Regions from separate parts of the Mus musculus genome. Here regions 2 and 3 are each linked to region 1. A link is a loop called in an ENCODE intact Hi-C map of the cell type or tissue named here. Cell type or tissue: gastrocnemius. All regions are shown on one strand. Each heading gives the region's core, and the rest is flanking DNA. Links, peaks and the distances in the headings are about the cores only.

Region 1 (10,811 bases), core at 1,100-9,099:
CGTCTTAGCCACTGTTCTATTGCTGTGAAGAACGTGACCGCAGCAACCCTTATAAAGGAAAATGTCTAATTGCGGGCTTGCTTATAGCTTCAGAGGCTTAGTCCATTATCATATTGGTGTGCAAGGCTGCATGCAGACAAGGTGCTGGAGAGCTACATCTTGACCTGTAGGCAGAGAGAGAGATTGGGCCCGGCATGGACTTCTGAAATCCCAAAGCTCACTCCCAGTGACACACTTCCTCCAACAAGGCCACACCTCCTCATCCTTCTAATCCTTTCAGAGCTCCATTCCCTGGTGACTAAGCATTCAAATATTAATTTATGGGAGGCCATTCTTATTCACGTCACCAGAGTGATTGCTTGGATATAAGAGGCCCTGGGTTCCATCCCAGTACTGCATAAAATGAGGCAAGATGGAACGTGTCTGCAACCCTCATAAACCTGATTGTTAAATGATTAAATTTATTTTCTGTTTGTTGAGACAAGGTCACACTGTATAGTTCTGCTGGCCTGCATCTCTATTCAGATTCATCATTCTCCTGACTCTATTACTCAAGTGCTAAGATTACAGTCATGTACTACCATACCCAGATAAAATATACTTTCCTATTTTTTTAAAAAGATAGCATTTTATGTAGTCCAGGCTATCCTCAACTCCCTATGTAGCTGAGGGTGACCTTGAACTTTTGATCTCCCTGCTTCTGAATCCTAAGTGCAAGGGTTACAGGCTTATGCCTCTGTGACTGATTTTTGTTGTTCCGATTTGAACCAGGAAGGGAAGCAGAGAGCATGGGGTTTTACCCCACCATTTCATAGAGAAGTGCACCGCAATTCTGAGATGTCGTGGGGCGTGTGGGAGAGTGCCCAGAAAGATACAGATAGAGTCAGAAAGGAGAATGAGGTCTATTTTATGCATATGTATGCATGCTTGGGTATATGTATGTATGATATACGTTGTGTGTGTGTGTGTGTACCATGAGTGCACAGGTACCTGAGGAGGTCAGAAGAGGGCATTGGGTCGTCTGGAACTGGAGTCACCTAAGGCAGGTGCTGGGAACCGAATCTGAGTTCCCTGCAACAAGAGCAAGTGCTCTTAACCCGTCTCTCAGCCCAGCAAGCTTTCTTTGTCTTAGGAAAATGATAAGACTGTGCTTTAAAACTTCTATTATTACATTTATTCATTTGTGCCAGGCAGGGCTGTGGGTATATAAGTGTGCAGTTATGAATGTATCATACAGGAGCTGTAGCACACATGAGGAAGTCAGAACTTTGTAGAGTTGATTTCTTCCGTTTCCTTCCACCTTGGGGATCTTGGGACTTGAACTCAGGTCGCCAGTCTTGGCAGTATGCACCTTTACCTGCTAAGCCATCTTGCCAATCTTCAAAAAACTAAGGTTTGTAAGAAACAGGTTCAAGAGATCTACAGTGCAATGCGGGGACCATGACTAAGAACCACGCACACAGAACTTGAAAATTGTCAAGAGCAAACACTTAAATCACAGGATTACCAGTTTGCAACTTGAGACCAGGAGAGCAGACGCCTAATGCCAAGAAGACTGAAGTCCTTTTAGAGATGATAAGGACCAACCCGAGCATTGGAGGCATGCTTACCCACTTCTTCCAATCCTTTTATTCATCAAGCTGAGGCCCACACAAGGCCCGACCCCAGTATGTTCACTTACCCTGTGTCCTGGTTTGCTTCCTACTGCCATGACCAAAAGCAACCTGGGTAGGAAAGGGTTTATTCCATTTTACACAGTTAACCACCAAGGGAAGCCAAGGCAGGAGCGAAAGCAAAGGCCATGGAGGAGCCAATCACTATCTTGCTCTCCACAGCCTGCTCAGCTTGCTTTTTATATGAACCAGGACCAGCTGCCAAGCGGTGGCCCATTTCACATCAATCATTAATCAAGAAAATGCCCCACAGACATACCCATGGGCCAATCTGATAGGGCGATCCCTCGGCTGGGATGGCCTCTTCCCAGGTGACTCTTTCTCGTGTCATTCCCATACTCCAAACTTCCTTGAAAGTGGTCCTTCTAGCGTTTGAGGGGCAGGTTTTCAGTCTCTTCATCCCATCATTTAACCCCAGCTCCACCCACTTCAGCTCTGGGTTGGTTTGGCTAGGCTTGGACCATGGGAAGTGGCACTATTAAGAGATGTGGCTTTATTGGAGGAGGTATAGCCTTTTAGAGAAAGTGTGTCACTGTGGAGGCAGGGCTTTGAGGTCTCACATAAGTGCTCAAAGCTGACCAGTGTGTTCCGGACCCTCATGGGACTAACCTCAGCTCTTAGAATGACTAAAGTGTCTTTTCTGATGACCCCTGCTCTTATAGAATTCTCTCTCTCTCTCTCTCTCTCTCTCTCTCTCTCTCTCTCTCTCTCTCTCTCTCTCTCTCGTGTATGAGGGGGCATCTTTACCTACTTAGCTATCTCATCAAACCCCCCACCTTACCTTCCTCTTCAAATGTAACTAACCTGGCTTTAAATATGAGTCTTGTTATTTCCTCCCCCCAGGTACTGCTCATCTCAGGGAACAAAGGGTGTCATGCCCTCTCTGCTCCACCATCCTCATGGGGACAAGGTATTTGCATCTGCTCCATGTTTCTCCATCTTGCACCTATGCACCTATAGTTTGAGGCAGAGCCAGTCCAGGGGAGCTTTCTCTGGTAGCGTAAGGGCCAGAACCAGGTGACAACCATAGGAATGGAAGGCCATGGAGTTGAGACAACCTGCACTTAATCTGAATGTAGAGTGGTAGGGTCGTCGGCTTTTCCCAGGGGCTGTGCACACCAGTACTCTCTCATTTCCTCAGATTTGGAAGCTGGTGACTAGATACCTCCAGGGAAGTCCCCACACTACCATGACTGTTCCCTCAAGAATCCATACCCAGGCTCCTTCTCCAGAACCAAGTCTGTTCTGACTGACTGAGGGTCTTATCAGGAGAAATGGCTGTGCACACTGGATCTCATTTGCCCCACCCTGATGATCTGTGTACTAAGGCTAAGGCAGAGGTCCTGTCTGAGACTCAACTTGCTCACCTATAAGAAGTAAGGACTGAGAGAGAGATTTCTCAAAAGGGAATCCAGGAATCTAGGACTTGCTGACCAACCAGCTCCAGGTCAATGAGATACTGTGTCAAAAAAAATAAATAAATAAAAAATGACAGCACCTGAGGAACAACACAGGAGGTTGTTCTCTGGCCTAAACACACACACACACACACCACACACCACACCACACACACACACACTTCTCCAGCAGCAATGCATTTCATGTGTGTGAGTTTGTACACTATTTTTTTCAAATAATTTTCTAGATCCATCTGAATGACTTAAAAATCAAGTCACTGCATAATTTCAGTGTCTGCATTTATATCTGAATCCACAATCACCAGCCAGAAACTCTGTCACACAGGAGGCTGAGGCACTGGGCTAAGCTGGCTCTGAGAGAAGGGAAATGACCTCCCAGCTGCTGTGACTAGGGTGTTCCTGCAGCACAAATGGAAGAAAAGCTTATCAATAGACACCCACAATGATCATGTGCCGGGAGGACACTGCTGGAGTCCACCACAGTCTTGGTACCAGCACATGCGTGTTACACAGTGACAAGGTTATTTTGACTTTCTTGATTCTGTGTTTACGTCTGCTTTTCCTAGTTGAAGCAGTACGGAAGCGTGTCAGTAAGAAGTTTTACACCAGCTCTCTGGTGGTGGAGACAGGTGATTGATGGTTGTGGCTTGCTCCCTGCTAGCCTAGCTCCAGGTTCAATGAGAGATGCTGCCTCAAGGGAATATGATGGAGAGTCACAGAATGGGACACCTGACTCCTCCTCTGGCCTTTGCACAGACATGGGCTTGCTTACTGGGTCTCCCCATCTCCAGCTACTATTGCTCTCTCAGAAATCACAGACAGACAGACAGACAGACAGACAGACGGACGCACGCGAGGGCACACACACACACACACACACACACACACACACACGAGGCATATGTGAACTTTTAAAAGGAGAGAGAGAGGCACCAATAATAAGATGCAATACATTTTTTTAAATTTTTAAGTTATTTTTTATGGAATCCAGGACTTGCTGACTAACCAGCTTTGCTGCTTAGAAAGCTCCAGAACTCTTCCGGGGACGGTGCTCAGAGGCACTCAGGATGGTCCAGCGTTTGACATACCGCCGTAGGCTTTCCTACAACACAGCCTCTAACAAAACTAGGCTGTCTCGAACCCCTGGCAACAGGATTGTTTACCTCTACACCAAGAAGGTTGGGAAAGCACCTAAATCCGCATGTGGCGTGTGCCCAGGCAGACTTCGAGGGGTTCGTGCTGTGCGGCCCAAAGTCCTTATGAGACTGTCTAAGACACAGAAGCACGTCAGCAGGGCCTATGGCGGCTCCATGTGTGCCAAGTGTGTCCGTGACAGGATCAAGCGGGCTTTCCTTATTGAGGAGCAGAAAATCGTTGTGAAAGTGTTGAAGGCACAAGCACAGAGTCAGAAAGCAAAATAGATATGCACATTTTTTAAGTAATAAAAATCAAGACTTGATCTAAAAAAAAAAAAAAAAAAAAAAAAAAAAAAAAAAAAAAAAAAAAAAAGAAAGCTCCAGAACAATGAAAGAGCCTGTCTAAAAAAAATAAAATAAAACAGGGCAGAGCCTGCTGAACAGCACCTGAGGTTGTCCTCTGGGACAAGCCTAGATATGACTCAGTAGTAGAGCACCTGCCTAGCATGTGCAAGGTACTAAGTTCAACCCTCAAACCTTCAGGGTCCCCAGACTTCAGAAAATAAAGTCAGACAGGTGGTTTGCCCATGAGCAATGACAGGAGTGTGGTTGGATTGGCCAGCCCCACCTACTTTAAAGCAAGGACTTTGGATGTGTTCTGCTGCCCTCTGCTGGCTGGGAGAATTATTGCCAGGCTTTCCAGTGGATTTGGAAGGCTTCTTTTCCCCAAGGGAGCCAGAGAGTGCTCACCTTTGCTTGCAGGGTTGCTTACACGCTGCTGGGGTCTGAACCAGAGATACTTAAGCTGAATCGGTTTTACAAGCAACATGATCCCTGATGAGGAGTGAGCCTTGGATCAGAGACAATAGGAAGATAAGAGATGAGGGAGAAGTGACCCTCAACAGGTGGCCTAGCAGCCAAGCTCTGCTTTAAATCTTGACACTGCACCTGTTACAAGGCCCCCACACATGCATGTGTTTCAATGCCTGGCCTTTAGAGGGTGGGACTATTAGGAGGTGGGCCGTCTAGGAAAGCACAGCCAGGTTCTCACACAAAGCAAAGACAGGTGAGGGGGACCAGGGATAAAGAAAAGGGGGGCAAAGAGGAGTGGAGACTAGGAGGAGGCTGGAAACCCAAGGGAACCCCACTGGCTCTCCAGAGTAGCTTCAATGAACACTTCACACAGAACTCAAAGCCATCATCTCCCAGAATCCCAGTTGGCTCCTTTGTAAAATGGACTTGTCACACTGCCATCCGGATCCCATGAATTAATTTCTGTAAAGCAGCAACGGACATATTGTAGGTGATATTAGGAAAACGTTATGACCTCTTACAATTTGTTTACTTGTATGTATTATTATTGCATGTATACGATGTGAGTAGATTCTCTCCTACCACCTTTATGTGGGTTCTAGGGACAAAACTCAGGTGACCAGACATGTGCACAAGGGCTTTGCCTGCTGAACCACCTCAATAGTGCCCACAGGGCTCTTGCTCTACAAAAGTATCTGAAAATTGCCAAACAATTGTTCAGTGCCCAGGATGGTCTGTGCTGAGAGCCAGACTGATCCAAGGCTTTCTCAGAGGCCCCGATGAAAAGACAAAAGGAACCTAGTTCTCTGTCCTTGCTCAGGAGCTGACTTGGCAAGGACAGCCTGGGGCTGAGACCTGGGCCTCAAACGAGTTAGCTTCCGTTCCTAGGAACTTGCCTTCCCCCCTGAAAAGACTGGGGGTTATCATTCCTGAGACAGTGTGTGCTCAGTCTGTACTGCTCTTGAGGCACCTTGGGCTCCCCTTCTCCAACACTGCTTGATAAGCCTCATGTGACTTTGTCCCACTGTATTATAGTTTCTGCTGACTCTGTCCCTTATCTCCTCTGGAAATAGTGTATAGGATGCTGTACTTTCTAATAAGCTTGCTAGGCATAAGGCATAGCTTGTGCAAGACCTCCTGCTCACAAGCTTGATTACCTTCTTTATCTTCTAATATCCCGGTCCTCTCTCAGGACCCTGTCACTGAAGAAGGAGGTCAGCAGTGTGTTGTTGTTGTTCTTTTGTTTTGTTTTACAAAAGTTAAAGGGCTGGGGAGAGAGCTCAGAGGGTAAAGTACTTGCTTTGCAAGCCCAAGAACCTAAATTTGGATCCCCTGATCCCAAGTAAAGGCCAGATGAGGCAGTGTGCAATCCCAGCACTCCTGCAGCAAGACGAGAGGAAAAGACAGGGATCCCAGGAAGTCTTCAGGCCGGCTAGACTGCCCTAGGCAGCAGTGAACAACAGACCCTGTCTCCAACAGCACATGCACAAATGCAAAACGATAGTAAGACATAGTCATAGGTCTCAAGCAGTACGGTGGCCCCTGAGCATTTAATCTGTCACACTCATTTGGTAAGTGGCCCCTAGTGGTTCCATGTGTCTGATACTGTGGATGGTAGTATTCCAGGAACTGTGATGTGCTATATTGCCTGTAAGGGGTCACTATTGTTCCTTTAGCATGGCCCTACCATCCCCCACCCCAATAGGTCCAGTATTCCTATTCTTCCCTCCTGAATACTGGTTCTCAATGGCTATTTTTCTAGTAGTGGGTTCTCTCTAGCCTTCCCCTCAGGACTAGAGAGATGTAATCTGGCATGTTCTGGTGGGACACACCAATCAGATTGGTCCTGGATGGCCAGCACTCTCAGACCTTTGAGGGAAGATGCTCCTGAGGCCCAGTAGATGAGCAGCCATAGGGTGGAGCAGTAGCATCTTCTAGTGCCAAAAATATTTCCTCTACTCACTTCTGTCTTTCTAGAGGGAAGGTCACTATCCAAGGCATGGTGATTGCTACTGCTATTTGTGGGCCTGCATTTGCCTGAAATCTCTCCTGCTGCCCATAAGATCTGAGCCCAGTAACGTAAATAACTGAAAAGCTAGCTGGCTTGGCTGGTACACTGATGCCACCATGACTTTCTGTTCTCCACAACCTTCAATTTAGTGATCAACTTCTATCCACACCATCAGTACAGGTTTCCTTGCTCCCCTGCCTGCTCTGCTGAGCCAACCTGGTGCAGCAGAGGGATGTGACCCAGGCCTCAGCATCACCTCTCAGAGGCCAATGGGTCTACATTCAACCTACAGCTCTGATCTGCCCAAGAGCCGTTCAGAGCCTCCATCCAACTAACAGAGGAACATCCCCAATGCTTCAGCAGGTTAAAAACAAGTTCAGGAGAACCAAGGCTCTGAATTTGGTTTGGTGGCTGAATACACTGAGAGCCAGAGATGCTAAGACCCAGGCCAGTATGTAGGTGAACAGGCCTGTGTCACAGGGCTGTGATCTGACCCCTTTGAGCTGAAGCTGACCCCATGTCCAAAAGGCTGGCCATGTGAAGCCCCTGAAACTTGCATATTAGGCAAGGATACTGATGAATCTTTCAACATCAGCCCCCTCTACCCCAGTTCACTCTACCCCTTATAGAACAAAGGCAAGGAAACAGGAAAGAACTGTAGTAGCTTTCCCCAGAAGCAAGGGCACATCTCCTTGGGACAAGAGTATACAGAGTTTTAAAGACACAAATTTACCATGGAACTTTCTATATAGACCAGGCTGGCCTAGAACTTGCAGAGACCTGTCTGTCTCTTCCTCCTGAATGCTGGAATTAAAGGCATGTGCTACCACATCCAGCTGGAACAAGAAACTAAAAAACAAAACAAAACAAAACAAAACAAAACAAAACACCCACCTTACCTTTATCATTTTTAATCACATATTGGTATGTGTATCTGTGTACAAGTACACTGCCTACAGAGGTGTCAAAATCCTACAGCTGAAGTTATAGATGGTTGTGAGCCACCTGACATGGGCACTGGGAACTAAATTTGGGTCCCCTGGAAGAGCAGCAAGAGTTCCTAACTACTGAGACATCTTGTCCCAGCCAGCCCTGGGACAAGAGTCTTCAATCCCATTCCAGCCTGGCTATTCTGAGGGGTTCACTACACAATCTTTCCACCGCTGGGACAGGCCCTCAATGGTGACCCGCAGCATCTGTGTCCAGTCATCTCCTCTCCGCATTGGGATACAGCGTGTCTCCTTGTGCTCCAGGGCCAGGATCTCTGCGGGAGTCTCTGGGGTCAGCCCAGCCGCCTGGACTGCTTCTGGGAATTTGACTGCTGAGGCAGAGGCCAGGCAGCACCTGATGCTATTGGGGATTGGGGTAGGACAGGAGAGAACAGGTATAAGGATGGGAAAGGAGAAGACAGAGGAAGGAGTACCAGGGGAAAGGTTAGGGGCAGAGTAGGGCAGAGAGCAGAGAGAGACAAAGACATGATTAATACCTTGAACTAGTTTATATAGTAAGCCTGCAAAGTATCCCAATAAAAACCCAGTTCACCCATCATCCCTGTCATGACCTGGGATGCAGTTCACACCTCTTCTAAGCACAGCTCTAGTTCTTGGGTACAGAACCCACCACGCCTACTGATGTCACTATCCTTAGTCTTGCATGCCCTGCTTGGGGGAGAGGCTTGCCCCCAGTGCCCCAGATTGCATTGCTGGTACCTGGACTGTCCACTGTCAGTCTGCTGGTAATGGTAGTTCACCGCTGTGGCCGAGTGGGGGCACAGTAGGTACTGGTTTTCCTCCCAGCAGCGGGCCATAGTCTGGGTGATGGCCTCATCAGTCACAGACTCAGATGTCACTGCCTCTGAAAGCTGAGAGGTCACAGGGCAGGGGTGGACATTGGGATTGGTGAATCACAGAAGGACCAGACCCCTGCTGCATACACAGCCACACCAGGAACTCACAGTAAAATCAGTCCATGAGTTCTGAGACAATTACAGTTTGGGGCCTACATAGCAGAAGGATTTGTAGACGTTTTGGGTACGTTTCAATGTATTTAGCAGATGAATTAACACACAGTCTTGTTCTACAGCCTGATACAAGTCATGGGTGTCCAAACATTTATGGTGTGAAAACTACCTTGTCAGCTCCTACTCTGCTTAGGAGCACCTCCCCTGGGATAGCTAGTACTTACAGACAAAGGAAGACTCCCTTCTCAGGGCTCCCTGAGTGTGCTTGGTATGCTAGGTCAGTCTCTGAAGATGTTCTGCATGCTTACAACACAGCAAATGCCCTACATGTACTTAATTATAGTAGACAAATACTCATACACATTAAATAAAAATAATGAAAAGCTTTTTCTTTTTTAAAGCAGTATATATTCTAAAAGAGAGAAGTCTTCAAGAGAATAGCTCAGTCCAGATAACTGTGTCTGGTTTTGAGAAGAACCCCTCAGGAGGGACTCTAACCGTGGACAATTATGTCACACAAGGGACTAAGTTAAAGGAATTGGGTAGGCCAAGGTGGTAAATAAGGATCCTCCTCAAGTGAAAGACACTGAGATAAAGTCAGACTGTGAAAGCAAGAAGGAGCACATTCTAGAACTTTGTGTATCATCAGGTTTCACTCTATCTGTCTGTGTATCTGTCTGTCTGTGTATCTGTCTATCTATCTATCTATCTATCTATCTATCTATCTATCTATCTATCTATCTATCTATCTACCTACCTACCTACCTACCTACCTACCTACCTACCTACCTACCTATCTACCTATCTATCTAGCCAGCCAGCCAGCCAGCCAGCCAGCTGAGTGCTCTATTTGCATGTATGTCTGCAGGTCAGAAGAGGGCATCAGATCTCATTATAGAAGGTCATGAGACACCATGTGGTTGCTGGGAGTGGAACTCAGGACCTCTGAAGAGCAGCCTTAACTGTTCTTAACTGCTGAGTCATTTTTCCAGGCCCCCGCCCCACTTGAATCAAGCTTTAATTAAATACTGGCCAGGAAGATGGACTCTGGCCAGGTCCACCTCTGGGTTCCCAGTGAATGGCCACCAGGCAATGCTTTCTAACCAGTTTTCTAAAGCAAATAAAACTTATTTATTAACTAAATAAAGTTTCTCCTTCTCTAAAAGAGACAGAGACAAGGACAAAGGAGGGAGAGAAAGGTCAGCAGTGGGTATGGCTTCTGTCTGTACCTGAAGGGCAGAATGGCTTTGTCCCTGTACTGATGTTGTTATTATTGGAAATTAACAACAATAATAAATAAACATAGAAATAGTAACTGTAGGGAGCTGTGCATTCCAAACAGTATCTAAAGTGCCTACATTTATCTTTTGACCTAAATTTCTCAGCAACCTTACGAGACAGGGGTTCTTCTCATCCTCCCTCTACAGAGGAGGAAACGGAAGCACTGCAGTTATAAAGACCAGCTTAGCATTTCACAACCGACTCTCCTCATGCAGTCAGTGTTAACCGTGAAGGTTCCTGGCTCACAGACGATGCCCTAAAACCAGGTGTCCCCTTCCCTCTCTCAGGTTTCCAAACCCCAAGTCTGTCCTGTGGCTGTACCCATTCCTTCCTCCATGGGATGCTGTAGGAGGCACAGAAAGAGGTCTTCTGTGCTCACAGCTAAGTACCAGGGGAACCTGGAATGTTAATCACATGGTGTTGTTTCATGCAACAACTGCCATCTAACTAGAAGGCTGGATGCAGACTTGTAGATTTGGTTGTGAGCTTGGTGACCTTTGCTCTGTGTGGTAGAGACTT
Region 2 (10,811 bases), core at 1,967-9,966, 170 kb before region 1:
GCTTCCAGCCTCAGCCCCGTTGGTCTCTTCTTTAATCTTAAAAATCTTCTTTTCAGATCTTACATACTTGAGTTTGATTCCCAGGACCCACCTGGTTGAAGGAAAAGAATGGACTCCTGTCTTGAATCTCCACTCACCCATCTTGGCATGAAGGCATTCACATACATGCATGGAAAATAAATAAAAATATTATTTGAACTAATCATGTTACATACTAATGGTTATAGATGGAACATTAAATTCTTCAAAAAATATAATTGTCTTAATTTTGGCAAAAAAAGATTGGAGTTCTTCCTAGAAATTCTTTTAGATTTAATTATTTTATTTTGTGGTGACTATTTTGCCTGCATGTCTGTGTACCATGGGCATGCCTGGTGCTGGAGGAGGTCAGAGAAGGGTGGACAGACATGTGGGTGCTGGGAACTGAGTTCTGGTCCTCTATAACAGCAGTAATGCTCTTACAAGCTCAGCCCTCTCTCCTGCCTCTTATTTATTTATTTGGTGGGTATGTGTGTTGTGACTGCACTTAGGGAGATGCACCCCATGCAAGCAGTGGGGGAGCAGACCAAAGAGTGGCATCAGACCCTCGGGAATGGGATTTAGGGTACATTGGGAGCAAGTTGTGGGTTCTGGGAATGGAACCTAGGATATGTCTACAAAATCAGCAAGTGCTCATTACTACTGAGGTATCTCTCCAGCTTTAATCTTTTTGAGGGATCTAGCTACTGGTTTCTATAGTGGATAGATATAGCAGGAACCTAGATTTTAATGTGTGTGTGTGTGTGAGTGAGAGAGAGAGAGAGAGAGAGAGAGTCTGTGTGTCTGTTTGTCTGTCTGATCAAAGTAGAAAGAAATATGAGTGAGCAAAGAACAAGAGAAGGTGATGAAATATAGACATTTTGAAAATAGAAGGAAGGGTGAACTATTGAAAGTAGAAAGGGGATTGGCAAGAAGGAAGGTAGGATGTGGAAGTGTGGGGTAAGGAAAGAACATGTGTGTGTTTGTGCCTATGAAAATGTCACTCTGTGTGTGTGTGTCTGTGTGTGTGTGTGAAGGGGGGAAGAGGAGGTGGGAGAGAGAAAGTCTCAGTGAAACTCATTGCCTTCTATCTAACCAAAATAGTAATTAAAAACAAGGACCTCAGCTTCAGAAGGTGAAAAAAAAAAAAAAAAAAAAGAAGAAGAAGAAGAAAAGTGACTACTTTTGATCCTAATTTGACCCTACTGCTTGCAAAAGTTTAAAAAAAAAAAAAATCGAGGATAACTTTGCTCACAAGTGTGCCTGCTGGGTTTGACATTAGTCTGTTTGTATTAGTTAGTTGTTGCAGGGGCTGGAGAGATGGCCCGCAGGTTAAGAGCATTGGCTCTCCTTGCAGAGGACCTGGTTTTTGATTTCCAACACCCATCCACTGGCTCACAGCAGCTGCCTGTAATTCCTATTCCAGGGGATCTGATGCTCTCTTCTGACCTCTGCAGGAACCAGGCACATACGTCAAAGAGACATACATGCAAACTGAATATTTATACAATAAAAAAAAAGAAAAATAAGAAACATGGGAAATGCTTGGTACTTCCCAAGTTTATCACAGCCTTTAGTAGGTGCTGTCATCTACATTAATTTTTTATTATTTGTAATTATGTCTATGAGTGTATGTCTGTAAGTGCACATGAGTACCAGTGCTGCAGAGGCCAGAGGACTCCGGTCCCCTGGAGCTAGATTTATAGACAGTTGTGCTCTGCCTGATGTGAGCATTGGGAAGCCTACTTCAGTCCCCCGTAGGAGCTGTTCATCCTCTTATCTGCTCAGCCATCTCTCCAGCTCCTGTTACAGTGTTTCTAATTTCTACATTATCCATTGATTCCATACGAGCATTTCCAACCCTCTACTTGCTCATCTGTCCTGTTAGTGGATGGTAAAGCTGATCTTGATACTTGTTTGAGCTCTTTCAGAGAACAGAAGCCGAAGGTCAGGAACACTCTGCTCTAGACACACAGGTTTACTTAGCATCCCAGGATGAGTTCAAGCCATTTTTATCTTCTGAGTTTCCTTTCTAGTTAGGTGTGAGGTTGCATGCCTTTGATTCCAGCAGTGAGGAGGCAGAAGCAGGTGAGTTTGAGGCCAGTCTGGTCTACATAGCATGTTCTAGGATAGCCAGGGTTATGAAGAGAGACTCTGCATTAAAAAAAAAAATTTCCCCCCTTTGGGCTAGAGAGATGGCTCAGTGGTTAAGAGCACTGACTGCTCTTCCAAAGGTCCTGAGTTCAAATCAGATCCCAGCAGCCACATGGTGGCTCACAACCATCCGTAATGAGATCTGACACTCTCTTCTGCAGTGTCTGAAAACAGCTACAGTGTATTTACATATAATAAATAAATAATTCTTTAAAAAATTCTTTTCTATACCAAATCAACCCTCCTCTGTCCCCCCCGCCCCGTCCCATCAACCCCCATCTTTCTCTCCCTTTCTCCCTCCCTCCCTAGACCCATCCTTGTTTCTCCCCCTCCTTCTAAAACATAGATTAGTGCATTGGTACAAAGTACTTTGTCAGTTTTTGCACACCTGTCTTGTAGCCTGGCTCCTGCATCTTCCCATGCGCATCTGTGGAGTTATGCAGGCACATAGCTATTGCTTATGGCTTTTCACCCAAGTTATCTGAAAACAATATCTTGATTGATTCTGATACCTTTCTCACACATCCCCAGCTCGCAAACAGTTGCTTAATCATCTTTGTGTATAGTAGTGTCCCCCATTACTTATACAATAGATTATGCTCCCAAACTCAACAGTGTCTGAATCACTAGGTGGGGCTGAGAGGCTCAAAAGTGCACAAGCCATAGGGAGTTAGCTCAGTGGTAAACCTGCACTGGTCCAGTTCTGGGTTCTAACTTCAATCCATAGTTCTAGAAACAGAAGGAAGCAAAGACAGAGCATAAAAGCATCTTTCCTGGGTGGGTCCAGGGCATCAGTATTTTAACCTTCTTCCTGATTCCACAAAGGGAGCTGAAGCACTGATTGGCAAATTCATCAGCTCTGGCTAGGAGGAGTCAACCAAATCAAGTGTAGAGTTAGGATGAACCATAACATTCCATCTGTCACCAAGTTCCTCCTTCTCATCACCATGGTCACCATTTATGAGAAAACACGTATGGGGTGCCTATTAACTGAAAGGCATCTCCAGTCTCACAAACAGAGGCAAGGCAAAAGGCCCTGGAGGATACAGACATGAGAGCTTCGGCTGAAAGAACAAACCTGGGTTCAATTGGAAATCAGTTAAGAATAGATGTGAATGCATGGAGCTGGGTGAATGGGGAGGTGGGGAGGATCTTGTAGTGGTCGGGGGAGAAGAACCATGATCAGAATATAGTGTAAAAAATTACTATTAATTACTCCTCCTCCTACTATTACTCCTCCTCCTCCTCTTCCTCCTCCTCCTCTTCAGAGTTTCTCTATATAGCCCTATCTGTCCTGTCCTAGAATTCATTCTGTAAAACAGGCTGGGTCTTGAACTTAGAGATCTGCCTGCCCCTTCCTCCCTAGTGCTAGGACTAAACACATGCAACACCACTGCCTATCCAGAAAAAATTTTTTTTCAATAAGAAAATTAAAAAAAAAAAAGAAAAAGAATAGATATATCAAATGTGGTCTTGTGTGTCAAGTGTGTCAGCATTGAGGAGATTAAGGCTAGAAGATCAGGAGTTCAAGACTATCTTCAGCTTTGTAGTAAGTTCAAGGCTAGCCTGGGCTACATCAGCCTCTGTTGCAAAATATAAAACAACCCAGCACAGTGAAAGCAGAAGCAGGTAGATCTCCATGAGTTTGAAGCTAGTCAGAACTACAAAGTGAGATCTTGTCTCAAACACACAGTGCCCTTAAACACACACACATATATATAAAACATATATGCATTTTATTAGTTTTATTTTAATATATTACACACTGCATTATATTCTATAATAATATATAATATAACATATATCATATAGCTCATATATCTAATAATATATCATAATATATGTGTGTATACATGTATGTATATTTGAAGCTTATACAAAGATCATATATATATGACAGAGGCCAGAAAGCTGATGAAGTCATTGCTGGTTTAAAATCAGCCAATTTGAATATATGTGAGAGACATTTCTGAATGAAGTCCATGATTACATCTGCCAACTCCTGCATCCAAAGATGCTAAGTGGTTTCTGAACACTTTGATTTATTTCTGGCCAACCAACATGGAGTGTAAGCAGGCTGGGAAAGCCAGGCCATGGCCCTGGCTGGTTTAATAGAAGAATGGAAGTCCTTCATTCATCTGTATGCAGGTTTTCACTGTTGTATACCCAAGGACTTCTTGGCTACAGAAATCAGGCAGTCATGAAGAGTCCAGAAGCCTACTAAATTTTGTCAGATATGGTAAAGATAAGTCATTGAATTCCTCTTTTTCAATTTTGTGAAATGTGGGGAAATAGCTATCTCATGCTAATATTCTAGGCCTGTCTCTCTCTCTCTCTTTCTCTCTCTCTGACTATCTCTTTGTCTTTCTCCCTCCTTCTCTCCATTCCTTTCTTTTTCTTTTTTCTCTCTCTTTCCTTCCTTCCTTTTTCTCTCTTTAGTAATTTATTTTGTGTATATGTTTTGCCTGCACTTACTCATGAGCTAGATTCCCAGCCCCACACCTTTGTGAGACAGCGGAAGAATTAATTTTTTTTAGCAGAAAACTTCTGTCTTCACAGAGATCACATGCCTGATTGAAGATTTACAAATTGGCATCAGCATATCTTTAAATAACTTCTGCTCTTTTGGAAGTCTAATTTACCCTTAGTGAATCAACTTACTTTATACAGCTATGGCAATGAGACCTTAGGCCCTGGAAGGGTGGGCATAGGATAGCCTGAGCTTCCAGAGTCTCTTGGTTTCTTGGGTATGACTTTCTCTTCTGAAGCTCTGTGAGTGTAGGCATCCAATGTTCACCATGTGTAGACAGTGCCAGAGTCTAGGTTTATTCTCAACATTTGGGGGGAACAGGGTCTCCCTTACCTATATCTGGCTAGCCTGGAACCTACAGTGCAGACCAGCTTAAAACTGTTCCCTTGCCTCAGCCTCCTGGGTGCTGGGAATACAAGCGTGTGCACCACCGTGCCCAGCATGGCTTGTTCTTGAGTTCATAGTCTTGGTTACACCACCTCAGAAAATATTTGCATATCATTGGAAAGCTTGTTCCCCAGCTGCTCACTCCATTTTCCATTACCAGTCATAAATAGATGTAAACCATACATATTTGGTAAGGGGGTGGGGGGACGGTCCCTTCAGGCAGGACGATTGGGCCCACCTGCAATCCTAAACACTCGCAAATCCGAGGCAGCTGGATTGCTGAAAGTTCGGGCCAGCTTGGGCTACACTGCCAGAGGGGGAAAGAATTCAACTTCAGTGAAGTTTTGATTTACTTGAAGGTTGATGCACTGGAGCGCTGACTATAACATGCCAGATAGAAAGCCTTGTAGGAAACACGGGTACAGTGATGGTTCTCGGATTTTAAAATTACATTGGTTTATTATTTATCTGTTTGTTCTCTCTCTCTGCCCCTCTGTCTCTGTCTCTCTCTGTGTGTGTACAACTTGAGGGAGTCAGTTCTTTCCTTCCACTGTATGGGTCCCAAGGACTGTACATAGATCGTAAGCCTGGTAGCATACACCGTTACTCACTGAGCCACCCATGATTTCCAATTTTTGGAAACAACCACATGCAGCACTTGTCCACATTGGTTGGCATTTTAAATGAAGAGCAACCAAGGTCATTTTCAATTCATATGGCCCTGTCCCTCTTCTAGAAAGAGGAGACAATGCCAGCAAACCTATGTACCCATGTTTCTTTCTCTTTCTTTTTTTAATTTTTATTTTTATGAGTACACTGAAGCTTGTCTTTGGACCTACACTAGAAGAACGTGATTTCCAACTACCCCGGGAAACGCTGTAACAGCTGCAAAAGGTCGGTAGGTGGCTCTGCTCCTTTTAAATAAATTTATAAAAGACTCAGAACATGATCTGCTAAGCAGAACTTTTAATCAAAACAATAGACCACATCCTGAAAACTGTGGCCCCCTCCTCTCCTTTAGAATAGATGGGCGGCTTTAAAATTAGACCCAGGAGAACAATCGCAAACTGTGTATGGTTAAGCAATTTGTTAGGAGACCAGGGAAAGAATTATATTGTGAAGAACAGTTACAAAAAGGAAGATAGAGTCTGTCTCTTCATTCTTTACTTCCATTTAGAATGAAAGCAAACTGAGTATTGAAGCCTTCTGAACACTCACTTCCCATGCTTTACACTTCAGGTCACTCTACAGAAACGTTAGTTATTTAAAGTGTGTGCGTGTGTGTGTGTGTGTGTGTGCGTGTGTGCGTGTGTGTGTGTGTGTGTGTGTGTGTATGTGTGTGTGTGTGTGTGTGATTGCCCTCTAGGTCCCCAACTTTTACCTAGACCCTGTCATCTTAGCTTTAGCTCACACCTTTATACTTAAGAAAACGAATACCCAGTAGGGAGTTATAAAATTATAAGTGCTTGCCAAGCTGGGTCATAGTTTTCCACCTTGTTAACATTTCAGGAAAAGCCTCACCTAAAACCAAAGCCATTTGGAGGAATGGGAAGCCTGTTTTGTTTTTTATCTAAATAAAGAAAAATGTGTTTTAAACTAAAATATCGTTAAGGAGTCATAATTTCTCTTTTCAGACTCTTCCAAACGTCTTCAAAGAAGCAGGTGTTTTACAGTTGCAGTAATATCTCTCTGGTTCCAGAAAAGAGGATCGCTTACTTTCAAATGAGATAAACATTTTAGGCTTTCAAGTTTGCTAAGTACATAACTCTGATTTTAATTTTTAAAATTACTTTATTTACTCACTTATGTGGTGCGGGTGTCACAGCGAGTCAAATCATATAACTTTCCCGCGTCGGGTTTTCTCCTTCATCCCAGGGATCAAACTCCAGGCTTTAGGCGGGAAGTGCCCTTACCGTTCAGTCACCTTGTCGACAGACCCGGTCTGGCTTTTGTTTGTTTTCTATTTTGTTTTTTTAAGAGGTAAAAAGTTTAAAGTACAAAACTAAGACAATCATGTACATAAATAAATGTGGGTGCGGGGATTCTTTAGTAATATTCTAAACTGTCAGGCTGTAATCCGAAAATAGAAAAAAAAAGCCACCAATAACTTCGCCGCTTAAAGGAGAACTTTCAGATCTGTTTTTATCAAGAACACCTTTAGAAATATTTTGGATGGTAAAAGAGATAATTTTCTCGCTGTCGTTTTGGGTCGTTGGGTCGACACAGTATTTAGCTAATTGCTCTCCTGATGCTCAGAGAACCCCTTCAAAACTCGGAGAAGCTGAGAATAAAAAGACCCAGGCTATAAGCGCGTCTTGAACTACTTTAAGCTTTCTGCTTTTAAATGTTAATTCCAAAGCCACTTACCTAGCCGTCTTTGCAAATTTACCTTTTGAAAAATAACTGCACACCAAAATTCGGAACAAACCGGGTGAAATGAAATGAACAGTGCTTCCTGATTGTAAACAAACATACGGTTTAACTAGAAAGATGAATCACCACAAAAAGAGACAGTAAAAAAACAAAACAAAACAAAAACTTGAGAACCATTTCACACTTGGCCCAGAGTCGGGAAGAAAGGGTGCCTGTCGGGTTGTCATTCATGCATTCACATCTATTATTTTTGATGGCATGGAGCTGATCGATGGAGACCGAACGTGAGTGCTGTGCTAAATATGAATACTTCGAATGAAAAAAAAAAGTTTTAAAACTTTGGGACTTGTTAGAAAGGGAAGTGGAGGCTAGAGCAAATAAGTAGTCAATCCACTCAAACGGATTCACCAGCTTTTTAGGGACCAGCCGGTCCAGTTGGTGAAGTCTGTCTGTTGTTTCAGTACTCTGCTTTTTAGAGTAGGTTGATCGTACGCGGGCTAAGATGGGAGGATGGAGGGGAGGCGAGAAGGATGGATGACCAGACCGTAGGACAGGAGGGCCGGATAAAGGAAGGACCGATGGACGCTTTTCACCTTGACTCCGGAGCTAGCAGAAAGCAGCGGGGACCAGGCAGGCGGGGCAAAGGAGGCTGCATTCTGCTCCCGGGCACATGGGGCGTGGCGAGGGCGTGGACTGTGGAGCCTTGGTCGCCCAGCCTCCCAGGTATAAGAGACGCGGTACCCCCGCCCTCGGCGAGCTCCTCAGCGCTCCAAGTCGGTAGTCGCAGCGGAGGCCAGGGCGGGCCGTAGGGTTGGTCCGCCAAGGGATGCTCTCTCCGAAGTGCCGTGGCCAGCCCCGCTCTCCCAAAGCCGCTGCCGCTCTGCACCAGCCCTCGGTCGCCGACATGGCCCTGTATTGCGGCGACAACTTCGTATACTCGCAGCCCGCCGCCGCGCCTGGTGCGCCCCCGACCTCCAGGGCACCCTATGGGCTGTCCGACTACGCCGCACCGCCCGCTGCAGCCGCCAACCCCTACCTGTGGCTCAATGGGCCCGGCGTGGGCGGCCCAGCCTCCGCTGCCAGCTACCTAGGGGCCCCGCCGCCGCCTCCCGGAGCTGCGCCCGGACCCTTCCTGCAGCCTCCAGCCGCTCCGGGCACCTTCGCGGGCGCCCAGCGGGGCTTCGCGCAGCCCTCGGCGTCCGCACCCGCCTCGCCCGCCGGCTCGGCAGCCCCTGGCGAGCTGGGCTGGCTGTCGATGGCCAGCCGCGAGGACCTGATGAAGATGGTGCGACCACCCTACTCGTACTCGGCGCTCATCGCTATGGCCATCCAGAGCGCGCCTGAGCGCAAACTCACCCTCAGCCACATTTACCAGTTCGTCGCCGATAACTTCCCTTTCTACCAGCGCAGCAAGGCCGGCTGGCAGAACTCCATCCGCCACAACCTATCACTCAACGACTGCTTTAAGAAGGTGCCCCGCGACGAGGACGACCCAGGTGAGGATGGTTGGGCAGGTGCTTTCCGGCCGCGAAGCCGCGCACTTATAGGTCCTGAGAGCCGGAGCCCAAGATCCGGTCTGTGCGCGACCGTGGGGCCTTCTCATTACTAGAGCGGAGAACATGAGGGGTTAGTCACCCAAACCTGGTCTGGTAGGGATGCAGGAAACATCAGATCTCCACAGAAGACATGGTCCCTCACACTCAGAGCAGAAGCTAGAGGGCTAAACCAAAAAGTCCATACTCTCAAACAGGAGGTCGATTCAAGGAACAGCGTAAGTCACAGGAAGATAGATCGGACAGGGACAGGGACTCTCAGAAGCAGGGTGTTACAAATGATGAAAGAGGACATTGGGCCTCATTTCCTCCTTTGAATTCCTAAGGATCGATCTCCCTTTGTGGGCTAACTGAGGTTTGGGTAAGTTAAGATACGAGCACCCCGAATTGGCTTCCTGCTAGTCTCAATCCTGTACCTTGAGTGAAGAAGACTGCATAGGGCTGGGTTCTGAGTACTCCCTTACCTGGCAGAGGGAGGTGGAAGAGGAGTGAAGCTTACCAAGAAACAGATTCTTGCTTGAGGCTTCTTGAATGAAGCCAGAGCGGTTGTATTGGGGGATGGAACCCAGGGTCTCAGATATGCAAAGGATTAGCTCTACCATTGAATTACACTACTCTGTAGAATTCACTCTGGAGCAGTTTTCTAGTGCTGATGCTGTAAAGTGCAAAGTACATTTAAAAAGTTAATGTGATTAGGCATACCTTATCATTTAGGAGGTAGAGACTGGAGGATCAGAGAGTTCAAGGTCAGCTTCGTAGACTTTCTCTTAAATCTCACATTCTGTGTATGTTTTACAACACATTTTCATTTGGATACATCAGGTATCTTGATGATAGCCATTAGTGCCCGGTGGTGACACTTGTACAGGACGTGCAGTTTTTGACGATGCAACTTCCTGACTTAGTCTCTAAACCACCCAAGATTATTATATCAGTTGTCACATGTATTCCTTTGAACTTTAAAAAGTTCAAAAAATATTGTATCTGGGAAAGCTTTTTAAAAAACTACCAAATGAAGTGGACATTTCGGGATATGTCAGTAGGACTCAGTGGGCAGTGATGGCTTGAACCAAGTATTTGGAGGTTGGGGGTGGAGCTCAAAAAATACAGCACTTGCCTGGTATATTGAGATCTTGGGTTTACCCTCTTGCACTGGGAGAGGATGAAGAAAAGATAGTGATACCAAGATGGCTCAATAGACCTATCCAGATAGTTACAGATTCATTCTCTCTCTCTCTGTGTGTGTGTGTGTGTGTGTGTGTGTGTGTGTGTACACTCTTTACAGAGGCAAAGACAGGCATATCTCTTGAGTTTAAGGCCAGCCTGATCTACATAGCGAGTTCTGGGATAGGCAGAGCTACATAGTTGAGAGAGAGAGAGAGAGAGAGAGAGAGAGAGAGAGAGAGAGAGAGAGAGAGAAGGTTAGGAGACAGTCTACTTTAACGCTGCTTCTCCATGATGACAGTTGTGTGTGTAACTGGGCATATACAGCAGGTATCCAGTCTGCACCTCATCTCTCATCTGAAAATGAGGGCTGTGGTCCTGTTGCCTGTCTCCACAGAGCTGAGAGACATCTGAGCTTATCTATGAGAGCAGTCACTGCAAAGCAGTAGGTTAAGACCTTGAAACAGCAAAGGCCAAGTTAGGAAAAGCTGTTTGGGGGAAATCCTTCTGAGGTGATCGAGATATGTCCCACTTCAGTTATAGGAGGGCATTTCTTTCCTACAGAAGGCAAGTCTCGTGTGTATTTTAAATGAGTGCAGAATTTTCACAGTGGACATCTTGATCTTACAGGG
Region 3 (10,811 bases), core at 890-8,889, 310 kb before region 1:
GGCAGAGAGTGGTTTAAAATACACAACTTTAAGGCCTTTAGAGTACAGGACCAGAGCAGGATGACAGCCCCCAGGGAAAAGATGTATTAAGTGTCATTCTCTGTGTGGTAAAGGGCAGATATTGGAGATAGAAGGAAGGAGAGTCTTGAAGCTTTGGTCGGAAGCCAGTCCGGAGGAGGTTTCTTCAGAGGCTTCCCCGCGTCAGCACTCTCTGAGCACCCAGCATCTCTCTGAAAGCCTGTGGAGAAAGCCACACCAATTGAGAGCTTTCTGTTGAGGAAGCCTGAGCGTCTGAGCTTGTTATTGAAAGGAAAGGTCTCAGCTCAGGACCCGCAAGACCAAGCTCAGGGCACAAAGGAGATTTCTTTGTCATGGAGGAACAAAGGGCAGGTGTAGGGGACAAAGACAGAAGCTAGAGGAAGAGGAAGAGGGGGAAGGGAGCAAAGGAGAGGGGAGAAAGGGTGCGGGGTGGAGGGGGGTAAGGGGGGAAGCATTTGTCCAGGGTGGAAATAAGGGACTGGATAGAGAGGAGACAGACATGGCAGTAGGAAAATGGTAATTTATAAAGGTTCAGTGGAAAGCCCCATGTTAGGATAAGGTAGTTAATTTTAATTGGGAGTGTTAATTAGGTGAGCAAAAGGGGGCTTTTGATCGCTGGACTTCAATACTTTATAGCCAGACCCACATAGAAGACCTCAGGAGAAGGAAGTGACCAAATAAGGGAATAGACCTTGGTGGCTAGCTTTAGGTCTGTAATTTAATAGTTTTGTTTTGGTTTAGTTTGGTTTGGTTTGGTTGGTTGGTTTGGTTTGGTTTGGTTTGGTTTGGTTTGGTTTGGTTTGGTTTGGTTTGGTTAGTTGATTGGTTGGTTAGTTTTGTCTTTTTGCAATGCAAAGGGAATGGGGAGAAGGGCAAGGCCTGCAAGAGCTATGCTTGGCCTGCTTGAGCTGGCCAGAGTCCAGTCAGGTCTTCCATTCCCTTGGGTCTCTTGCTCACCTGCCCCAAAGTTAAAAGGGGATGGGCCTACATCTGTGGCTCCTGTCCCTTCATTCTTGCTGGTTCTGGCTTTCCCAGGGTAAGGTGCTCCTTCTAGGGAAGTCTTCAATATGAAAATCCTTCATTTCTAGGTAACAAAACCTGGCTCAAAGTGGCCATAGGGATGGCTTGGTTCCCCAAACCAAATCATTTTCACCTCAGCTTGAATAGATTTCAAAAGACATGCTTTTGCTCAGCATCGACTCTGCCTCTGGGCTAGCTCCAGCTTCAGATGGACTTTACCTCTGTGCCCAGACATCTGCCAGAAGCATCTGCAATGTCTCCCAGTCACCAAGCAAAGGCCTCTGCTTCCCTCTGTCAGCCTGCAGCTCCGAGCCCAGGGTTGAGGTAGTTTCAATACCTTTGTGTCACTGCAACACAACACTGTCATCTGCAAGGCTCACGCTGGGGAATCATGCAACGGAGCTACAGAAACAAACAAACAAAAGTCAGATTTCAGCTAAGGTCACAGTTCTGTGTTGGTCCACATCCGTAGCTGGGGTCGTGCAGGTCGGGCATTGGACACCTACCTAGGTTTCCAACCAGACTTACCCAGAATCTTCAGCGGATGAGAATCATTTCGCATTGGCAGGTTTTCTTTAGTCTGAGACCCAAATCCTTGAGCTAGAGTTACTGCATTCGCTACATTCCTTGTTGTGAGGTAGACCTGACATAAGGGCTGGAGGAAAGGAATGTTGTTTGGACTCACATCCCCTGTCCATCCTCAGAGGCATGGCGGTGGGAGAGGAAGAGCTGGGGGCGGGGGGGGGGGGGTCCTGCCTGTTCACATGGGAGCACCAGGGATTGCTTACACTAGAACCAGAGGCAGATAGAACCTCCAAAGTCCAGTTCCCAGTCATGTACTTCCATCAGTAAATCCCACACCCCAGGGACGTGTGTCCTCTCTAAACAACACCGTGAGCTGGCACCAAGAGTCCGAACATATGAGCCTGTGGCTGACACGTCACATTCCAGTCAGAACAGTCCTCTTCCTTGGGAGCCCATGAACTGCAGGAAGGAAGTGTGGGATAAAATTAGGTAGCCCTCCTTTGCTTTCGTCTCACAGAAATTCTTTTGCTCTTTTTAATCCTTCTCCTGCCCCTTTAAGATCTCTTCTTCCTTTTTCATGGTCCCCGTTCTAGTTGGGGAAGGATTCTTAAGTGGGCGCTAAAAATAATCTGTAAAAGAAAGACTGATAAATTGAACTTCACCAAAATTAAAACTTTTGCTCCATAAAAGACTTTGTACCTTGTTGTGTGAAACTAACTACAGATGTAGAGATAGAGATAGAGATAGAGATAGAGACAGAGACAGAGACAGAGACAGAGACAGAGACAGAGACAGAGATAGAGATAGAGATAGAGATAGAGAGATAGCAATACAGCTGGAGTATAAACCATATGGATCTAAAGGATATGTGATCACTAGGGCTCAATAGTAAAATCAACACAAAAGTCAATTATAAAATGGGGGAACACATGTCTTAGTTTCATGTTGCTATGGCAAATACCTTTCTAATTAAGAGTCTCTTCCCAGGCTAGAGTTTAAGAGCACTGACTCCTCTTCCAGAGGTCCTGAGTTCAATTCCTAGAAACCACATGATGACTCACAACCATCTGAAATGGGATCCTATGCCCTCTCCTGGTGTGTCTGAAGACAGTGACAGTGTACTTACTACATAAAATAAATAAGTCTTTGTTTGGGTTTTTTGTTTTTGTTTTGTTTTGTTTTTTTCAAGGCAGGGTTTCTCTGTATAGCCCTGGCTGTCCTGGAACTCATTTTGTAGACCAGGCTGGTCTTGAACTCAGAAATCCACCTGCCTCTGCCTCCCAAGTGCTGGGATTAAAGGTGTGCACCACCACCGCCAGGCAAATAAGTCTTAAAAAAAAAAAAAAAAAAAAAAAAAAAAAAAAAAAAAAAGAGTCTCTTCCCAGATTGTCTAGGTGGCACATGACTTTAATCCTAGCACTTGGGAGGCAAAAGGAGTCAGATCTCTGTGAGTTTGAGGCCGGCCTGATCTATAGAGAGAGTTCCAAGACAGCCAGGGCTACTTAGAGACCCTGTCTTAAAACAAAACAAAACATTTTCAACTAGAAAGCTGGCTCAGAAGTTAAGAGCATATCTTGCTCTTACAGAAGGCCCAAGTTCAGTTCCAAGAACCCACACTAGGTAGCTCACAATTGCCTATAACTCCAGCTCCAGATGTTCTGATGGCCTCATCTAGTCTCCATGGGCACACACACACACACAAATTAAAATAATTCTTTAAAAACCCCCACCACCAACAACTAACCAGTATAACATAAAAATGGCCTTCCATAGAAGAGGACATAGTGGTGTCAAAAAAGCATGTGAAAATATGGTCAACATTACTAGGCCTTAGGAAATGTATATGAAGACCTCAATGAGAAATTATATCCACACTGTGTGTGTTTAATCTCAGCACTTGGGAAGCAGAGATAGGCAGATGTCTCTCAGTTCAAGGCCAGCCTGGTCTACAAAGCAAGTTTCAGACCAGTCAGGACTACACAGTGAGACTCTACTCTCAATTAAAAGAAAAGAAAAAACAGGAAAAGAAAAGTAAAGAAAAAGAAAGAAAGAAAGAAAGAAAGAAAGAAAGAAAGAAAGAAAGGAAGGAAGGAAAGAAAGAAAACATTATTGCATACCTATTATCCTAGTTACTTTTCTGTTGCTGTGATAAAACACCATGACCAAGTTCTCTGAGGCCCTTTTCTAGTCTCTGTGGACACACATTCTCTCTCTCTCTCTCTCTCTCTCTCTCTCTCTCTCCCCTCCCCCTTCCCTCCCCTCCCCTCCCTCCCTTCCCTCCCCTCCCCTCCCCTCCCTCCCTTCCCTCCCCTCCCCTCCCCTCCCTCCCTTCCTCTCCCTCTCCCTCTTCCTCTGCTTCTCCTCCTCCCTCTCCCTCTCCCCCTCCCCCTCTCCCTCCCTCCCTCCCTTTCTCTCTCTCTCTCTCCCTCTCCCCTTCCTTCCCTCCCTCTCTCTCTTTCCCTCTCCCTCTCCCCCTCCCTCCCTCTCTCCCTTTCCCTCTTCCCCTCCCCCTCCCTCCCTCTCTCTCAAACACACACACACACCAACTTATTAAAAAATTTTTATTTGTGCTTCCAGTTCCAGGGAATCCATGAGTGAAGACGTGGCAGCAAGAACAGGAAGTTGAAGCTTCACTTCCTGTGGTGCCAGCACCAAGCAGGATAATATCTAGAAGCGAGAGCTTGTGAGGGAGACCTTATGTATGGAATGTTTAGTTCATAAGACCATCAGCAGATTTTAGTGTAGGGTCTCTTTCTTTACCTCATCACAACTTCATATGCAAACATTCATAAGTAGCATAAAATATTCTTTGTCAGATTTTTTTCTATTTTAGTTGTAATAAATAGTGCAGAGACTGATAAGTTTTCCAGATATTACAATCTACAATTTAACCAACATGCAAAGTGGGCTTTATCAGCTCGCAATGCTTACCACAGCCACCAGGTGGCAGACCAACCCCTGCTGACTGGCTGATTTGGTCCACAGGAAATGATGACTAGATATTTTTAAATTGTGAGCTTCTTCTGTTTCCCCCGCTGTGAAGACTTTCTGAAGCAATACAGTTTCTTTAAATTTTCTGGCCCAAGGGTTTTGAAAACGATCCAACAGTACATTTATTTAAACTTGGTTCAATGGTCTATCAAATATTTACCAAGTTACCACAATTAGTACCTTACAAGGATTTGGGGCCTGGATTGTATAAAATACCAGCTGTCCAGCACATTTGAGTTGAGTGAGCATAAGGTAGGTGTGTGTGTGTGTGTGTGTGTGTGTGTGTGTGTGTGTGTGTGTGTGTGTGTGTGTACTGCAGGAAGTTTCTACAAACATTCATGATTAAGTCCTTAGCTTTTCCAACTTGGGGAATGCTTTGAAACACACTGTGAACACCCGGAATTCAGTTTGAATTCCAAACTGACTGTTGAACTTCCTTCAAAAATCTTTGGTCACAGAATAACTAGCTTGATGACGTTTTCTTGAAACCTTCTCAGCTTGAATCTAAAAGACTCACGTCTCACAAAACTACAAAATAAGAACAGTTGGTTGGCCACAGTATGGGCTTGGGGTGTGTCTCTCCCAGGCTAAGGACCTGTCAGTGAGAAGCACGGGGGTGGATTTCAGCATGACTTTCTCCTCTCTGGCTGCTAAGCCTGCCCTGTCATGAGAACAAGCCAAGAGGGGCTCTGTGTGCCGCTGTCAGATGACCTAAAGATGCCCTTTGAGTGCTGGGACAATATCCATAGGCAAGTCTGAGTTACCAGAGCCTGAAGAAACACCACTGTGAGAGGGGAGGAGGGACTGCAGCTGATCCTTGAGAGAAAAGGAGAGGAAACACTGTGGGCAAAGAGAGCAGCCAGCAGGAAGGAGACAAATGAAATGTAACCTTCCTCAGAACCAGAAATGCTGGGGGTGGTGGGTAGGGAGGTGGGAGAGGAGACTAACAGGGCAGTGGAGTCTGGCAGGTGGGAGGTGGGACTGACATGTAGGGGGTGAGACAAGACAGGTGTGGGGACACACTTCTTTAATCCCCCCCACACTCAGAAGACAGAGGCAAGCAAACCTCTGAGTTCAAGGACAGCCTGGTCTACACAGTGAGTTCTAAACGGAGAAACCCTGTCTTCACAAAACAAAAACAAAACAACAACAACAACAGAAACCCCACAAAAAAACAACAACAAAACAAAATGAAAAACAAAAAAAGGTGGAGACATGTGGATTTCTGTAGTTCAAGGGCAGCCTGCTGTACAGGTCGAGCCACCGCCATCCAGGACCACACAATAAGGCTACACACTCAGACTTGTTTCCAGCCCTGAAAAGGTCACATTTTAGAGTCGCACAGAGCCTGCGGCATTGCTGGGGAGTCTGGAGAACAGTGTATGAGCTCCTAGAGACACTCAACTTACTTTGCACATCTAGGTTGGATGTAAGGATGCAGGCAGAGATGTGGAAATGAAATTTGGAGGACAATTGGAGAAGAATTGGCCAGTTAGTCCATAAAGACCAGATGTGGGGAAGACGCCTTTAATCCCAGCCCTTGGGAAGCAGAGACCAGCAAAGCTCTGTGAGTCTGAAGCCAGCCTGGTCTCCATAATGAGTTCCTAGACAGCCAGAGCTACATAGTGAGAGCCTGTCTCAAAACAAAAAAATAAACAAAAATAAAAAACAAAACACCCACCCTGTCAGTCTCGCTTTGAGAAATACACAGTTAGCATGTTAAGAGTAGCCACCAACGTTAGGAGAATTCAGCAAAGGCAGAAACCCTGGGCCCAGATGGCTGTCCCCTGCAAGATTCCTCTCAGAAAACTTGGACACGGGAGCATAGGGAGACGGTGAAGAGAGGAGGAAGCTGGGGCTCGTCAAGGTGTGTCAGCAGACAACCTGTAAATCAATAATGGGCACACTGCAAAGACTACACACGTTTCAAGGTAAACACGGCTCTGGGACCCGGGGCCAGCTGCCTCTGTATCAGTATGTTTGCTCTGGCAAGGAACAGAATGGGAACAGACACAGACAACCCGTGACGGTGACTCATGGTTCAGCTACTGACATCACCTGAGAAGGGCAGCAGCTGGGAACAGGGGTGAGCTGCCACCCAAACATCCACGGGAGAACCTAGACCCAGCCTGGGCTAACCACAGCCTCGTTCTCACTTCCTCCTTCAGTGAGGTACAGTCGCATTTCACATACCTGGGTGCTGGGGGCACAGATGTCTAGAAAAACAAACCTGACCTTGGCAGCTCTGGTCAACCTGAGACAAAGCTGACCTGGGAACGTGCCTGCCGTGCAAGCATGGAGACCCGAGCTGGCATTTCCAACAAACACAACGCCTGGATGCAATGGCGCACATGTAGAATCCTAGCACTGGGCACCTGGAGGCAAGTGGATCGCCAGAGCTCAGTCACCCACCAGTCTAGCCAATCAGTGAGCATCAGGTTCCGTGGAAGATTGACTCAAGCTTTCAGTGGAGACCCATAGAGAAGGACACACAGTGTCAACCTCCGGCCTCTACTTGCAGTCCTACAGAAAACCCCAGGACTCCCGCTTTCTGGAGTCACCCATACTGGGGTGGGACTTTTGAGTCAGAGCGGCTCCTGTGAGCAACTCTCAACCCATATTCCTGTGAGCAACTCCAATACATTCATGGGTTCACCGAGTTGGACTTTGATCAGTATTTTGGTCTGTTACTGATTCCCTACATGGAGTGATTAGACATTTGTTTACATCTCCCTGGCAACAGAGTCTCACACAAGAGCTAGTGATGTGCCCATGAAGAAAGGGATGTCAAGACAAACATATTTTTAAAAGTCAGTTGACAAAGATAACCGAAAACCCTTCTCAACCTGGGCTACATGTAGCCCAGAGAGCTCCAGAAAATCCCATAGGATACAAATGCCCAAAAGATCAAGTGCTATGTAACTGACTGTAACATGACATGTAACATAACTGGTGGCCAAGAATTTGGAGTTTATGCCTTTTCTCAGTTCACTAGCCTACTCCCCCTTTCCAGCAGTGGATTAGGAAAAAAATCTTAATAAATTCTCCCGCTGTTTACTAATAATGATGCATCCCAAAGCCGGGCGTGGTGGCACATGCCTTTAATCCCAGCACTCCGGAGGCAGAGGCAGGCGGATTTCTGAGTTCCACCCCAGCCTGGTCTACAGAGTGAGTTCCAGGACAGCCAGAGCTATACAGAGAAACCCTGTCTCGAAAAAACAAATAATAATAATGATGGTGATGATGATGCATCCCTGGTGCAATTCTTTGTCCTGGGCCACAAGAACCCCGAGCTTCGACAGGTGCCCCAGGACTGTGACTAGTGCCTAAAGCAATTTCTTATCTGGTGTATTAGTGAATACCTTGCTTAAGAAAGAAGAGTTCACCTTTATTAGCTCACAAAGAAAGTACTTGATTCAGAGCCATTTAAAGTATTCAGCGTTGTTGGCATGCTATAAGGACACATAGACGGAACATTCGGGAGGAACACCTGATCTATACACCAAAGAACCTGGCCCTCAAGAGCGTTGCTCTGTGCAGATGCTGCTCCTCCCTGCCCCCAGCGCCAGCACCTGTAATAAAACCCACAGAGTAAGACAGGCGTCTCTTATCTTGTCATCGTCCCCATCTAAGCCAGTCACAGGTTCAACTGTCACCTGAGTGCTTATGGTTGGCAGAATAACAGATTCAGAGCCCGAGATGCAAGGTTGAGTTTCTTGCCTCTACAGCACAGGGAAAGCATGCTAATCAAGGCTGGAAGACATGTGGAAGAAGCCAGTCCACTACATCCAGGTCATGCCCTGATTGTACGACCCACTAAAGGTCTTGCTTCCCTAACCTGATACTCTGGGACTCGGCTAATCCAGCGATAGCCGTGGGCCAACAGCACCACACCTGCCTGGAAGCTCTTAGAAACGCAGGTTCTTGGACACACACACACACTTACACAGAATCTGCATTGAGTACGCTCCTCCGGTACTTGTATAACTACTCAAGCTGGAAAAGCAATGGTCAGATTGATGTTATGGGTGTGGACCTTTTAATAGTCTAAAATGCTGTAACATAGAACAACCATTCAAGGAAAGAAGAAACCCTGATTTGGGGCTTTGTAGTCTGGCCTTGGGACCCACAAACCTCAAGCCCTCTCACACTAGCTTACTGGGGTAGCTCTCTAGTTCCCCCTTTAGCCTGATTAAGGCCCTCAGGCAGTCACAGTTATAATACTAGTCCAAGGATTTGCTGGGGGTGGGGGTCGGTATAGGGTGGGCAGACCATGAATATTAGAATGGTACAATATCCAAATTACTGTAAGAAAAAAATAACAAATCAAGGGGATTACAAAATGGACTGTACCCTTTCTCTGAGTTTTACGCATGGACATTTAGCACAATAACCCTGTACACTACTTATGTCCATTAGCATACCTCAGAAATGAGTTGGATATTTGTAGCGTATAATGTTTCTTAATTGGTACAAATGCTTTCAGGCTGGCCATATTCATAAGAACATGCCACAAAATTATGACTTAATACTTCTGGGCTCAACTGGGGCCCAGTGAATATGGGGTGAGTTATATTCTAAAGTAGGTAAACCCTTGGTTTAATTCCAAGACAAACACATAACATTTTTTTTAGACATAATAGCATCCAAGAAATATTCGTTGAACCAAATATGTGCTGTTATGGATACGATAGGCACATTCATGTGCTGTCTTTCTTCTGGAGCAGACTTAGAAATAATTGCTAGCTTTGTGTGCAAATGGTTTTCCATTCCACGTTGATCAGATCCCATCTAGAAAGGCTGAGAAGTACATCCACATAGGCAAATGGTATTGTCCATGCCCTCAAATGTACGTGCATGCCTTCCTATCTCTCTGGCCTTTACATCACATGGCCTTTCTGCCGTCCATAGTGTCTGTGTTCCTCTCTATAAACACTATCTGTAATCTGAATTGGAAAAGTGAACACTTCACTATGGACTGAGATGCCCACGTGGTTTATTGTGTAGAATGTATAAGTAATAGCAAAACCAGTTTGAGTGATGTGTCACCAGGCACTATTTAGTGATTCGCTGAATAATATTTGGGGTCAGAATCACCAAAAGATTTTAGAATTGGTATCTTTTATGTGAAAACACTGGGAAGAAAAGGTAGAACTCAGGGCTGGAGAGATGGCTCAGCGGTTAAGAGCACTGACTGTTCTTCCAGAGGTCCTGAGTTCAAATCCCAGCAACCACATGGTGGCTCACAACCATATGTAATGAGATCTGTTGCCCTCTTCTGGTGTGTCTGAAGACAGCTACAGTGTACTTACAGATAATAAATGAATAAATCTTTTTTTTAAAGTAGAATTCAGAGTGATTAAAAAAAACGAAAGAAGTGAAATTTAAGAAATTGGTAGATGAAATGGGGGGTGATGGTCTTCATGAACCTATGGTTGAGAGCTTATATACGTCCAAGCAAATCACGATGGCCAAGAAAACTCTTTGTGGGGCTGGAGAGATGGCTGAACGGTTGATGGCACTGGCTGCCCTTTCAGAGGTCTGAAATCAAGTCTCAGCACTCACATGGAAGCTCACTTGTGATATGATGCCCATACCTGCTTCTGGTATGCAGCCATACATGCAGACAAAGCATCCATACACATAAAATATCTAAATAAATAAATCTCTTAAAAACAGTAATCTTTGCCTCTTTACACATAATGGAATGCTATTCAGCTCTGGAAAAGAGTGAACCTGTGGTCTGCAGTGACATAGATAGAATACCTTATAAGTGAAATAAATCTAGCTCAGAAAGACAAATACTATAAATTCACCCTTAAATTGAAAATGCCAGTCCCATGAGTGACAGAATAAAACCATGGACACCAGAGCCATGGCAGAGAAGGGAAAGCACAGAAGGATAGGGGTGGGTGGGGGACAATAACTTCTTTTTTCATTACATTTATCTTTTTAACTTCTACTAGTATCTTTGTTGTTGACAATTTCATTCATATATCATACAATGTATCTTGATCATATCTATGCCTCTTGGCTTTTTTTTTTTTAATTCAAGGTCTTGTTAATGCCTGGTTGTCTTTGATTTTGCTACATAGCTGAGATGACTTTGAACGTCTGATCCTACTAAGTGGTACAGTTATAGGCAAGGACCAACAAGCACAATTCATATGATGCTAGGAATCAAACTGAGGGACCTGCCCATGTTAGATAAGCATCTTACCCACTGAGCTATATCC

What was found. Hi-C counts contacts between places; a loop is a spot of excess contacts. Peaks named below come from ENCODE experiments on the same cell type or tissue, not always from the same donor. Only the 100,000 strongest peaks of a DNase experiment are listed, where the experiment ranks them.
Region 2: it touches region 1 in a loop (13-fold over the local background); 19 of 42 quality-filtered maps call a loop at or near these places.
Region 3: it touches region 1 in a loop (7-fold over the local background); 22 of 42 quality-filtered maps call a loop at or near these places.

Annotation. Positions count from the first base shown.
Region 1 is chr6:71,120,452-71,131,262 of GRCm38, forward strand. It overlaps Rpl34-ps1 (ribosomal protein L34, pseudogene 1), which reads left to right and starts at 4,138. Exons shown (of 1, transcript NM_001199350.1): 1 at 4,138-4,550. The coding sequence starts at 4,159. The coding sequence ends at 4,512. Thnsl2 (threonine synthase-like 2 (bacterial)) reads right to left here. Exons shown (of 9, transcript NM_001033929.2): 8 at 8,761-8,912; 9 at 7,715-8,401. The coding sequence ends at 8,179. In gastrocnemius, for the core only: a CTCF peak has its summit at 4,902 (motif pointing left); a DNase peak (open chromatin) is centred at 4,896.
Region 2 is chr6:70,948,243-70,959,053 of GRCm38, forward strand. Foxi3 (forkhead box I3) reads left to right here and starts at 8,364. Exons shown (of 2, transcript NM_001101464.1): 1 at 8,364-8,958. The coding sequence starts at 8,367. It also overlaps a transcript of Tex37 not described here. In gastrocnemius, for the core only: a CTCF peak has its summit at 5,977; DNase peaks (open chromatin) are centred at 5,980, 8,242, 8,602 and 8,890; H3K4me3 peaks cover 837 bases.
Region 3 is chr6:70,807,523-70,818,333 of GRCm38, forward strand. It overlaps Gm30331 (a long non-coding RNA gene), which reads right to left and starts at 7,269. Exons shown (of 5, transcript XR_869164.2): 1 at 6,988-7,269; 2 at 1,848-2,043; 3 at 1,588-1,714; 4 at 1,279-1,461; 5 at 1-238. In gastrocnemius, for the core only: a CTCF peak has its summit at 4,519 (motif pointing right); a DNase peak (open chromatin) is centred at 4,528.